2 separate regions of the Homo sapiens genome follow, and region 2 is linked to region 1. The links are chromatin contacts, found by POLR2A ChIA-PET in ENCODE. All regions are on one chromosome and are shown on one strand. The core of a region is the stretch at or near the end of the contact, and the rest is flanking DNA. Distances in the headings are between cores, read along the strand shown.

What was found. ChIA-PET counts read pairs that join two places held with the same protein, here RNA polymerase II (POLR2A).
Region 2: POLR2A ChIA-PET joins it to region 1 with 10 read pairs in activated naive CD4-positive, alpha-beta T cell. The contact joins two enhancer-like sites. POLR2A ChIA-PET finds 5 or more read pairs at or near these places in 6 of 52 experiments (AG04450, PC-9, T-cell and 3 more).

The regions. Positions count from the first base shown.
Region 1 is chr13:45,165,797-45,170,932 of GRCh38, forward strand. The region is part of intron 4 of GTF2F2 (general transcription factor IIF subunit 2); the gene reads left to right. Among named protein-coding and RNA genes, the nearest start is that of KCTD4, 33 kb to the right of the region's middle. Within about 2 kb of position 2,600, at least 8 of the 41 ENCODE cell types and tissues checked have a DNase peak (open chromatin) inside an H3K27ac peak, as active enhancers do.
Region 2 is chr13:45,400,322-45,405,457 of GRCh38, forward strand. SLC25A30 (solute carrier family 25 member 30) reads right to left here. Exons shown (of 10, transcript NM_001010875.4): 5 at 4,006-4,091; 6 at 1,954-2,049; 7 at 762-886. Among named protein-coding and RNA genes, the nearest start is that of SLC25A30-AS1, 15 kb to the right of the region's middle. Within about 2 kb of position 2,495, at least 5 of the 41 ENCODE cell types and tissues checked have a DNase peak (open chromatin) inside an H3K27ac peak, as active enhancers do.

The sequences.
Region 1 (5,136 bases), core at 1,350-3,849:
CAGTACATTCTTTTTTTTTTTTTTTTTTTTTTTTGAGACGGAGTTTCAATCTTCTTACCCAGGCTGGAGTGCAGTGGTGTGATCTCGGCCTACTGCAACCTCTGTCTCCCAGGTTCAAGTGATTCTCCTGTCTCAGCCTCCCGAGTAGCTGGGATTACAGGCGCCCGCCCCTACGCCTGGCTAATTTTTGTATTTTTAGTAGAGACGGGGTTTCACCATGTTGGCCAGGCTTGTCTCCAACTCCTGACCTCAGGTGATCTGCCAGCATCAGCCTCTCAAAGTGCTGGGATTACAGGCGTGAGCCACCACACCCAGCTACTTCAGTACATTCTTCATACAAATTCCTTTTTAGAAAAATACATAACCATAAGGTCATTATGATACCTAAAAAAATTAACAATTCCAAAATATCATGGTAGATCTAGTCACTGGGAACTATGTGATGCTTAAATTTCAGTGTTTTCTGATATTTTTTCCCTTTTAAATACATTCTGTTTTCTGGTTTATGGTCCAACTCTATCAGAAGTCACCATGGATTGCAGTTATATAGGTTATAGCATCCCCTGGTGAAGATGCACTTCGTCAAGTCATTCATGTTACTATGAAGACATGATGCAGTCTTTCTGCAGAACTGTTTGAGGGATTTGGCTGATAAGGAAATGACAGAATAGAAAATTATTTCTGGAATAGTACTGAGGTACTGATGTCAAACTGGAGCCAGTGTTAGGGAAAGTACGAAAGCTGTGTTCACTGAGCTTCATATGGATTGTTTTCAGATTGCATCAAGTTAAAGTTAACAAGCAGATGAGTTTAGAAAGAAAATCTTGTCAATCCACTATGACCAGACTTTAGGGAATAGGGGGCTTTAAAATAAAAGTCAAAGTAAAATAGAAGTAGGTGGTATGAGAATTCGTATGATGAATGGAATAAAAAATGTTATTTAATGTAATAGAGTGAATATGAATAGGGACTATATTGGTATATCCCAGTAGGGACATTATATACAACTTGTATACAAGCCTCAATTTAGAGTATGAATTTCTTCCCTGGAATATTGATAAATAATTGAGAAACCAATTTTGTCTTGAGTTTAAAATCTCTTGAAAGTTAGGTCCATTTATATATCTTTAATACAAAACTGACTAATTAAACATGTTTAAGTTCTGAAAGAAAACCTTATTCTTATATGTTCCTACCAGCCGTTAGACAGCTGTGGCCTGCCCAGAAGCGAAACTCTGGTAGTGGCCAGCACACTTTGAAAGACTGCTCTGTTTAAAAAGAAATGCAGTTGAAGTCTTTTTTTTTTTTTTTTAAAGAACTTCGTGTATGTGTATCAGCCCACAAATTCTTGCTTATACAGACTGTATCATTAGCTATTTCAAAATAATAAAGGGTAAAAAGCCCTACAGACACATACTATACATACTATTTTACTATTTTTTTTTTTTTTTTTTTAAAGATGGAGTCTCGCTCTGTTGCCCAGGCTGGAGTGCAGTGTTGCAGTCTCGGCTCACTGCAACCCCCGCCTCCCTGCCTCAGCCTCCCAAATAAATGTTACTTCAGACTCCTGCCACCACACCCAGCTAATTTCACCCAGCTATTTTTTTTTTTTTTTTTTTTGAGATAGAGCCTTGCTGTGTCACCAGGCTGGAGTGCAGTGGTGCTATCTCAGCTCACTGCAACCTCCGCCTCCCAGGTTCAAGTGATTCTCCTGCCTTAGCCTCCCAAGTAGCTGGGACTACAGGTGCGCACCACCACACCCAGCTAATTTTTTTGTATTTTTAGTAGAGATGGGGTTCTACCATGTTGGCCAGGATGGTCTTGATCTCTTGACGTCGTGATCTGCCCGCCTGGGCCTCCCAAAAGTGCTGGGATTACAGGCGTGAGCCACCGTGCCCGGCCCCCCAGCTGATTTTTGTGTTTTAAGTAGCAATAGGCTTTCACCATGTTGGCCAGGCTGGTTTCAAACTCCTGACCTCAAGTGATCCTCCCACCTCAGGCCTCCCAAACCTCCCAAGTGCTGGAATTACAGGCATGAGCCACCACGCCCAGCCTCACTTGTTTCCCCCCAGTCTAAAAGAACCTTTCTTGAGAATATTTTATGGTTGAAAGTTGTGGCATTTTCTGTTGATAGAGGGAAAAAAAAGTACACCACCCAGTGTTGTTTACAGCTTCAGTTTCTTTTATATAGCTATGCAGAACTTAATGACTATGATGATTTGACACATTTTTTTCCTTACTGTATAATGTGTTATGTGTCAGACTTTTCTTGAGAGAAAGATCTGTACCGTTTAGCAAAGAAAAAAGTCTGGTTTAGAGCACTTCTCAACCCCTTTTCTGCTGCTTCTAGGTGAAGGCTGATGTGTCTTTACATTCACAAGTTTGGGACAGACTCCTATAGATTAGGGGCTGTGGCATAGATGCCCCAGGTGCTGTCAGTGTTCGCCCATAGCCTCTCAAGGCCTTGCCGTTACTGTGCACACTAGCCAACTTTTACATCTCGGCACCTTTGTCTGCCTGAGAGCTTCTCTTGCTGCCAACTACTCTGCCTGCCTGGAGGGCAGGCCAGAAATGCCAGGATTTTAACACTCACTTTGGGAGTGGCGTTCAGCCAATATCTGCCAGGAGTTGTTAGTTGATAAACACCCAGCTCCTTTAATCCTCAGGTAGGGTGACTAAGGCACATATTAAGCAACAGTTGTCCTTAGTAGTATCCAGCTGGTACTGGTTTTCTACACTAATCATTTTATAGGCTCATTTCTTCTTCCTCATTTTTCCAACCCTCAGTGTTTTCTGACAAATAAACTACCTGAACTTTATTTATTTATTTTTTTGAGACAGGTTTTCACTCTGTCACCCAGGCTGTAGTGCAGTGCCCCGATCTCGGTTCATGGCACCCCCTACCTCTGGGGCTCTAGTGATTTCCCCACCTCAGCCTCCTGAGTAGCTGGAGCTGCAAGTGTGTGCCACCACACCTGGCTGGCTTCCTTCCTTCCTTCCTTCCTTCCTTCCTTCCTTCCTTCCTTCCTTCCCTCCCTCTTTCCTTCCCTCCCTCTTTCCTTCCCTCCTTGCTTCTCTCCCTCCTTCCCTCCCTCCCTCCCTCCCTCCCTCCTCCTTCCTTCCCTCCCTCCCTCCTTCCCTCCTTCCTTCTTTCCCTCTTTCCCTCCTTACCTCCTTCCCTCCTTCCTCCCTCCTTCCCTCTTTCCCTCCTTCCCTCCTTCCTTGGTTTCACCCCGTTGCCCAGGCTGGGATTTCTCCATGTTGGCCAGGTTGGTTTCGAACTCCTGACCTCAAGTGATCCGATCGCCTCGGCCTCCCAAAGTTCTGGGATTACAGGCGTGAGCCACTGTGCCCGCCCCTGCTCCAAATTCATAGGTTGAAGTCCTAAACCCAGGTACCTCAGAATGTGACTGTATTTGGAGATAAGACCTGTAAAGAGGCGATGAATTTAAAAAGAGGCAGTGGCAATTGACTGGTGTCCTTATAAGAAAAGGAAATTTGGACACTCAGGAGAGACTGGGGTTGCACATGCACAGAGGAATGACCATGTGAGGAGGCCACAATTGAGTGGCCATCTGCAAGCCCAGGAGCTGAGCCTTAGAAGAAGCCAAAGTTGTAGGCACCTCGATCTTGGACTTCAGCCCCCAGTACTATGAGAAAATACCTTCCTGTTGCTTAAGCCACCCAGTCTGTGGAAATTTGTTATGGCAGCCCCAGCAAACTAATGCAGTGTGATTTAATACTTGTGATTTAGTTTTTTGAACTAAGAAGTCTAGTTGAGGATTTTTAGAAAAATTGATTTTCTTCTTGTGTTTTGCTTTTTTGTTACTAAAATTTTAATTGAAACATAACCTACATTTAAGAAAACAGCACAAATCATAAGTTTATACTGTTGATTTCTCACAAAGTGAACACATCCCTGTAACCACCACTCAGGTAACAAAAGAACATCGTCAGCTATGCTTTGATTTTTGAATCCATGGATCCAGTATCAAATTTTCTAGACTAATTTTTTTTACATGTCTTCAGTAACTTATTCCCTTTTAAATATAGATTACTATTTTTTAACCTTCAAGCATAAGTTTACATGGACACAACCAGTATTGTTTAGAAATGTTGCAATATTAGAAATATTAAGCTTCTTAAGAACTAGGTTTTTAACACAAACCAGAGAGTTATAGTTCCAACATTTATTTTATTTTATTTGATTTTTAATAAGAGACTGGTTATTTATTTATTTATTTAGAGACAAGGTCTTGCTCTGTCACCCAGGCTGGACTGCAGTGCTATGATCTCAGTTCACTGCAACCTCTAACTTCTGGGCTCAAGCGATCTTCCCACCCCAGCCTCCCAAATAGCTGGGACTACAGGCATATACCACCACACCCAGCTAATTTTTTAAAATGTTTTTTGTAGAGACAGGGTCTCATTTTCTTGCCCAGGCTGGTCTCAGACCCCCCCTGCCTTGGCCTGCCAAAGTGTTGGGATTATAGGTGTGAGCCACTGTGCCCAGCTGAGACTGGTTATCTTTGTAACACGCATAGTCTGGTAAATTTATCATTACATGGGCTCCAATTAATTTTTCTTTCTCCCACTTAACATCTTTTAAAATTTTTTTCTGACAAGGCTTAGAAGCAAATAAAAGCTTTTGTGGAAAGTGAATGTCAGTTGAGTCAGTGATGCAGGTAATTTATTTGAATTACTTTTCATGAGTTTTGCAGTCTTGAAATCATCTCCAACAAATGACTTTTTTTTCAGCTAGTGAGGTACTCTGTACACAGAATATTTTCCCCTTGAAACTGTCTTTCTGAGTAAATTATATTCTAATGGAAAGGTTCTGTGGCTTTGAAGTAGTTATTCCTGAAAGCTGGAAAATATAGAGAATCTGCATACAAGAAAGACTAGGGGCTGCAGTCAGAGAAAGGATCAGAGGTGGTATCTGAGAGAACCATCATGAGATCAGAAGAATGGTCCCTGGAGGAATTGGAGAAGTCTAGATGCAAGAGAAGGGTTGGAATGAAAAGGATGTGGCTTCCAACTGACTGAGGGGAGATTGTAATGAAAGCCCAGTGAAGGTAGTAGCAGTGTGATCTGTCATACTGGGAGGGTAGCAGAGAGAGTGGAGGAAGATCATGG
Region 2 (5,136 bases), core at 1,245-3,744, 230 kb after region 1:
TGAGGCAGGAGGATCACTTGAGCCCAGGAGGTAGAGGTTGCAGTGAGCCGAGATCACACCACTGCACTCCAGCCTGGGTAACAGTGAGACCCCGTCTCACATAAATAAATAAATAAAGTCCGTAAGTACTGACACGAAGTCTGTAAGCACTCAAAGATATTTGGAATATGTTGTTAAATCGCATTTTATTTTAGAGACAGGGTCTTTCTCTGTTGCCCAGGCTAGGGTTCCGTCGCCCAGTCAAGGCTCACTGCAGCCTCACCTTCCTGAGCTCAGGCAATCCTCCTGCCTCAGTCTCCCATGTTGCTGGGACCATAGCCATGCACCACCATGCCCAGCTAATTTTTTAATTTTTTGTAGAAATGGGGCCTCATTTTGTTGCCCAAGCTGGTCTTGAATTCCTAGGCTCAAGTGATCCTCCTGCCTCGGCCTTCCAAAGTCCTAAGATTACAGGCGTGAACTACTGTGCCCAGCCTGTTGTTACATTCTAAAAAGCAAATAAAAGAATGTAAAACATGATCTTATTTGTGTAATAAAGTTCATATAATACACTTTTGTAGACATATTTGCATACACGTAGAAAACGCCTGGAAGATACATATCAAACTGTTAACAACAGCTGCCTATGTAGAGGAATAAGGACTTCTACCTGGTCCTGCTTCACTTCTGCATTGCAACTTTTCAAATATAAGAATATAATACTTTTATAATAAACTTTCTTTAGAATTTCTATAATTTTTTAAAAAAAGCCATGAACATACAGGAAGTGGGTATACACAGTGTCTCCCATCAGGCCTGAGAGAATAAGATGCTTCTTGGTGATGTCATAGACCGGCAGCTCCACACCAACAACAATAGCAGCCCTCTGCGCAGTAAGGGACACACCCTGGGTAAAAATATTAACAATAAAAATGATTCTGATATGCCTCTGTAGAACAAGCCTTGCAAATGTGCAAAGGTTCTAATCCATAAACTATGATCAAGGTTTATCTTTTCCTCTGGGGAGGCAGAAATGTAGAGTGACAGAGCGGAAAAGATCACAGAGCAAGAACTCAAAAACTCTGAAGTCTAATTCTGATGCTGGCATTAACTATATGACCTTGGGCCAGACTTTGGCCAGGACAAGTCACCTCTCAGAGCCTCCAGTTTCCTTCTATGAACTGAGAGATCACACTGGATGATCTTTAGGGGCTATTCTATGAACTGACAAGTCATTAGAATACTAGGAAATAACACTCTACACCACATGCTTGCCTAATAACACAGACTTCAGTTACAAGCCATGAAATTGTATGGATCAAAACACCCAATGGAACTGTAACCTAAAATCCTTCTCCATAAGAATTTAAAAAAAAAAAAAGAGCAAAAGACCAAACAACAACAAAAAAAGTGCTTATCCTTCACACAATATCTTATACATAAATTATTCAAAAGCAACTTTAAAAATCATGACATAGGCCAGGCGCAATGCCTCACAACTGTAATCCCGGCACTTTGGGAGGCCGAGGCAGGCAGATCACCTGAGGTCAGGAGTTCGAGACCAGCCTGACCAACATGGTGAAACCCCATCTCTACTAAAAATACAAAAATTAGCGGGGTGTGGTGGCGCACGCCTGTAATCCCAGTTACTCAGGAGGCTGAGGCAGGAGAATCACTTGAACTCAGGAGGTGGAGGTTGCAGTGAGCCAAGATCGTGCCATTGCACTCCAGCCTGAGCAACAGGGCAAGACTCCATCTCAAAAAAAAAAAAAAAAAAAAAAATCATGACATATTCCTTATATTCCCATTTTATAGATAGGGAAATAAAGAAAGATATTTTCATGGGCAGAAGATGCCACTCCTCTTCCCTTACTCCATTACGACACTTGGATTAAAATTAAGTGATAGAACAAGTAAATTCAAAAAAGGAAAAAAGAACTAAATAAATCAGTTCGATCCATCCTTCTGGCTTACCTTCCACAGTCCTCTTGTCCCCTCTTGCTGGTAAATGTTCATGAAGTTGCCTATCATTCCTCCTTGAATGGTGTTGCTTTGCGCTTGCATCCGAATCTAGAGATTATTTTAAAGACCAACATCAGAAAGAAACTACCACAATCCCACCCACAACCAATGTATACCTCTGACAGTCAGTCCGTCAGTCAGTTGCTTAATAACCATTAGCAAGGAAAAAACTGTCATATAAATACTGCTATGATGCTACCTTAAAATGACTAAAACGTATAAAAATTTATTCTTAGGAACTCTGAGATCTCCAAAAAGCATCTAAGAGAGTCCAGAGTCCTACGTACAGCAGTTCATTAAATGTCAAAAGGAGAAACTGATTTTTGTGAAAAAAGTCTTTCTAGGATAGAAAACAGCATACTTCCCTACTACTATATAGGTGAGAGAAAAGTTAATTTCAAAGGTTTAATCTAATTAATGAGTTATCCAGTGTACCTGGCAGCACGAAGCACAGGCAAGCATAGTTCTTAAATTAGCTGCTCCAAGCCACTACAGTCTCCAGCCAGCTGAACCAAAAGGTATGCAGGCGAGCTAGCCAAGTGACAGCCACATGATACCTGTTACACTCTGTTACACTTTAATTAGTGGAATCCACATGACCAAGATTCCAACATAAAAAGAATGTTTGATGTAGCTCTTTGCATTTTTAAGAATGAAGAAAGATTTTTTACTACAAAATGTGTACCTTATTTTTGTTTAGGGAGCAAATACGTTACCACTAACTTCTAAAAGAACTGTTATTGCCACACGAACGTGGGAAAATAAACCAAGATACAGGAACTGCCTTCCCATAAGGCCTAAGATATAATTAAGAAATTAATGAGAGTACGAATATTTTTCTCTAGCTCTCTTACCCCAACACTGGTAAACTTATGGCAAAGGTACCTTGTATTTCTTCCTTACCCACGAGGTCCCTTTGCTACAATGCATATATAACTGTAGTGTACCCAGAATACTGCAGATGGCTGTAATGCTTGTCAGAATCCCCTATTAGATTGAAGGCTCTCTGAGGGCAGGGTCCTTGTCTTACTCATATTTGGATTCTAACCATGGCGTATACCAACTGGTACAAGATAGAAGCATAGAATACTAGTTAAATAGTGGGGCAGAAAAAGAAAAGAGGGGAAGTAGGAAAGGAATACTCTGTGGGGTTCAAAAAGTAAGTCATTCCTAATTTTTATTTTATTTAATTAGTTGCTTCCAAAAAAGGATTTAAAGATGCTCTATCCCTAGTATTTTCAATAAGGTCTCCTAATGTGTTATGTAATCTAATTGTAGTAATTAAATTTTTTCATCTGTATTTCCTGAAATAAAATTTAACAAAGAAGATGCAGGCCAGGCACGGTGGCTCACACCTGTAATCCCAGCACTTTGGGAGGCCAAGGCGGGTGGATCATGAGGTCAGGAGTTCAAGACCAGCCTGGCCAAGATGGTGAAACCCCATCTCTACTAAAAATACAAAAATTAGCTAGGCACGGTGGCAGGTGCCTGTAATCCCAGCTACTCAGGAGGCTAAGGCAGGAGAATCGCTTGAACCCAGCAGGGTGGAGGTTGCAGTGAGTTGACATCGTGCCACTGCACTCCAGCCTGGGCGACAGAGTGAGACTCCATCTCAAAAAAAAAAAAAAAAAAGATGGATTCAAAAATAGTCATTAATGAGCAGCCTAGATCTGTGCAAAACTTGCAGTCCATCTATATTTAATGAACCAATAAAACAAGGAACATTTTCCGTGAAAAACGAAAATGAAATGCAGTCCAAGCCTAAATAATTTTTTCTCCTCAATCACCGAAATCTTTGTCTCCAAAATGAGCTCTGCTTTTGAGCTCATCTGTATAAGTGGAAAACCCACCTCATGGACCTTTAAAAGTTAGTCTTCATGGCACTTAAATTATAAACAGATTCACATATACACAGATGTTACATTCACAGATTCCATTACCCGAATGTTGTTCTCAATAAGAAAATGTGGAATGTGCCTATAAGATATAGATAGCACAGCTTACTTTCAAAACATCAGTTGGATTAGCAATGGTTGAAGATATGACTCCAGACAGAATTCCACATATCACATTTATCGGTAGAGTTTCATCTGTAAACAATGACACATTATTTGACTCTACATATTTAGAGTTCTTCCCGTGAGAAACTCAACTATAGGTCTAACTTATTTACACATTACTTGTTCACCTTAAGATGTAAAAACATATGCTTCAGGCCGGGCATGGTAGCTCACATCTGTAATCCCAGCACTTTGGGATACCAAGGTGGGGAGATCACTTGAGGTCAGGAGTTTGAGACCAGCCTGGCCAACATGGTGAAACCCCGTCTCTACTAAAAATACAAAAATTAGCTGGACATGGTGGCAGCTGCCTGTAATCCCAGCTACTTGGAGGCTGAGGCAGGAGAATCACTTGAACACAGAAGGTGCAGGTTGCAGTGAACCAAGACCACGCCACTGTACTCCAGCCTGGGCAACAGACCAAGACGCCATCTCAAAAAAATAAAAGTATGTTTCATGAATCAAGTAATTTTAAAAGGATTAGAAATTTCACTAATGAAGGAATTTTGCTTTGCAAAATTTATTGATATCTAAATGTGATTTTATTTTTTTTCTCTTGAGATAGGGTCTCACTCTGTTACCTAGGCTGGAGTGCAGTGGCACAATCACAGCTCACTGCAGCCTCGACCTCCTGGACTCAGGTGATCCTCCCATCTCAGCCTCCCCAGTAGCTGGGACTATAGGCGTGCACCTCCACGCCTGGCTAATATTTTGTATTTTTTGTAGAGATGGTGTTTCACCATGTTGCCGAGGCTGGTCTGGAGCTTCTGGGCTCAAGTGATCTGCCCGCCTCAGCCTCCCCAAAGCACTGGGATTACAGGCACGCGCCACCGCACCCAGCCCCAGTTCACATTTATGTATAAATTCAGACCATCATAATTAAGATGAGCTATATCTGTTAGGACAATAATTCCTATGAGATAACATGACGACTTATTTGGCACAGAAAGTTTTTAAAGCACATCGTATGTATTTAGTTTGAAATATCCTGAAGTATTTCCAAAGCATCTTAGCTCTTGTTCACCACTCTTACATAATAGTGTCTGGTACTCATCCCATTGTGAAAAGAGATGAA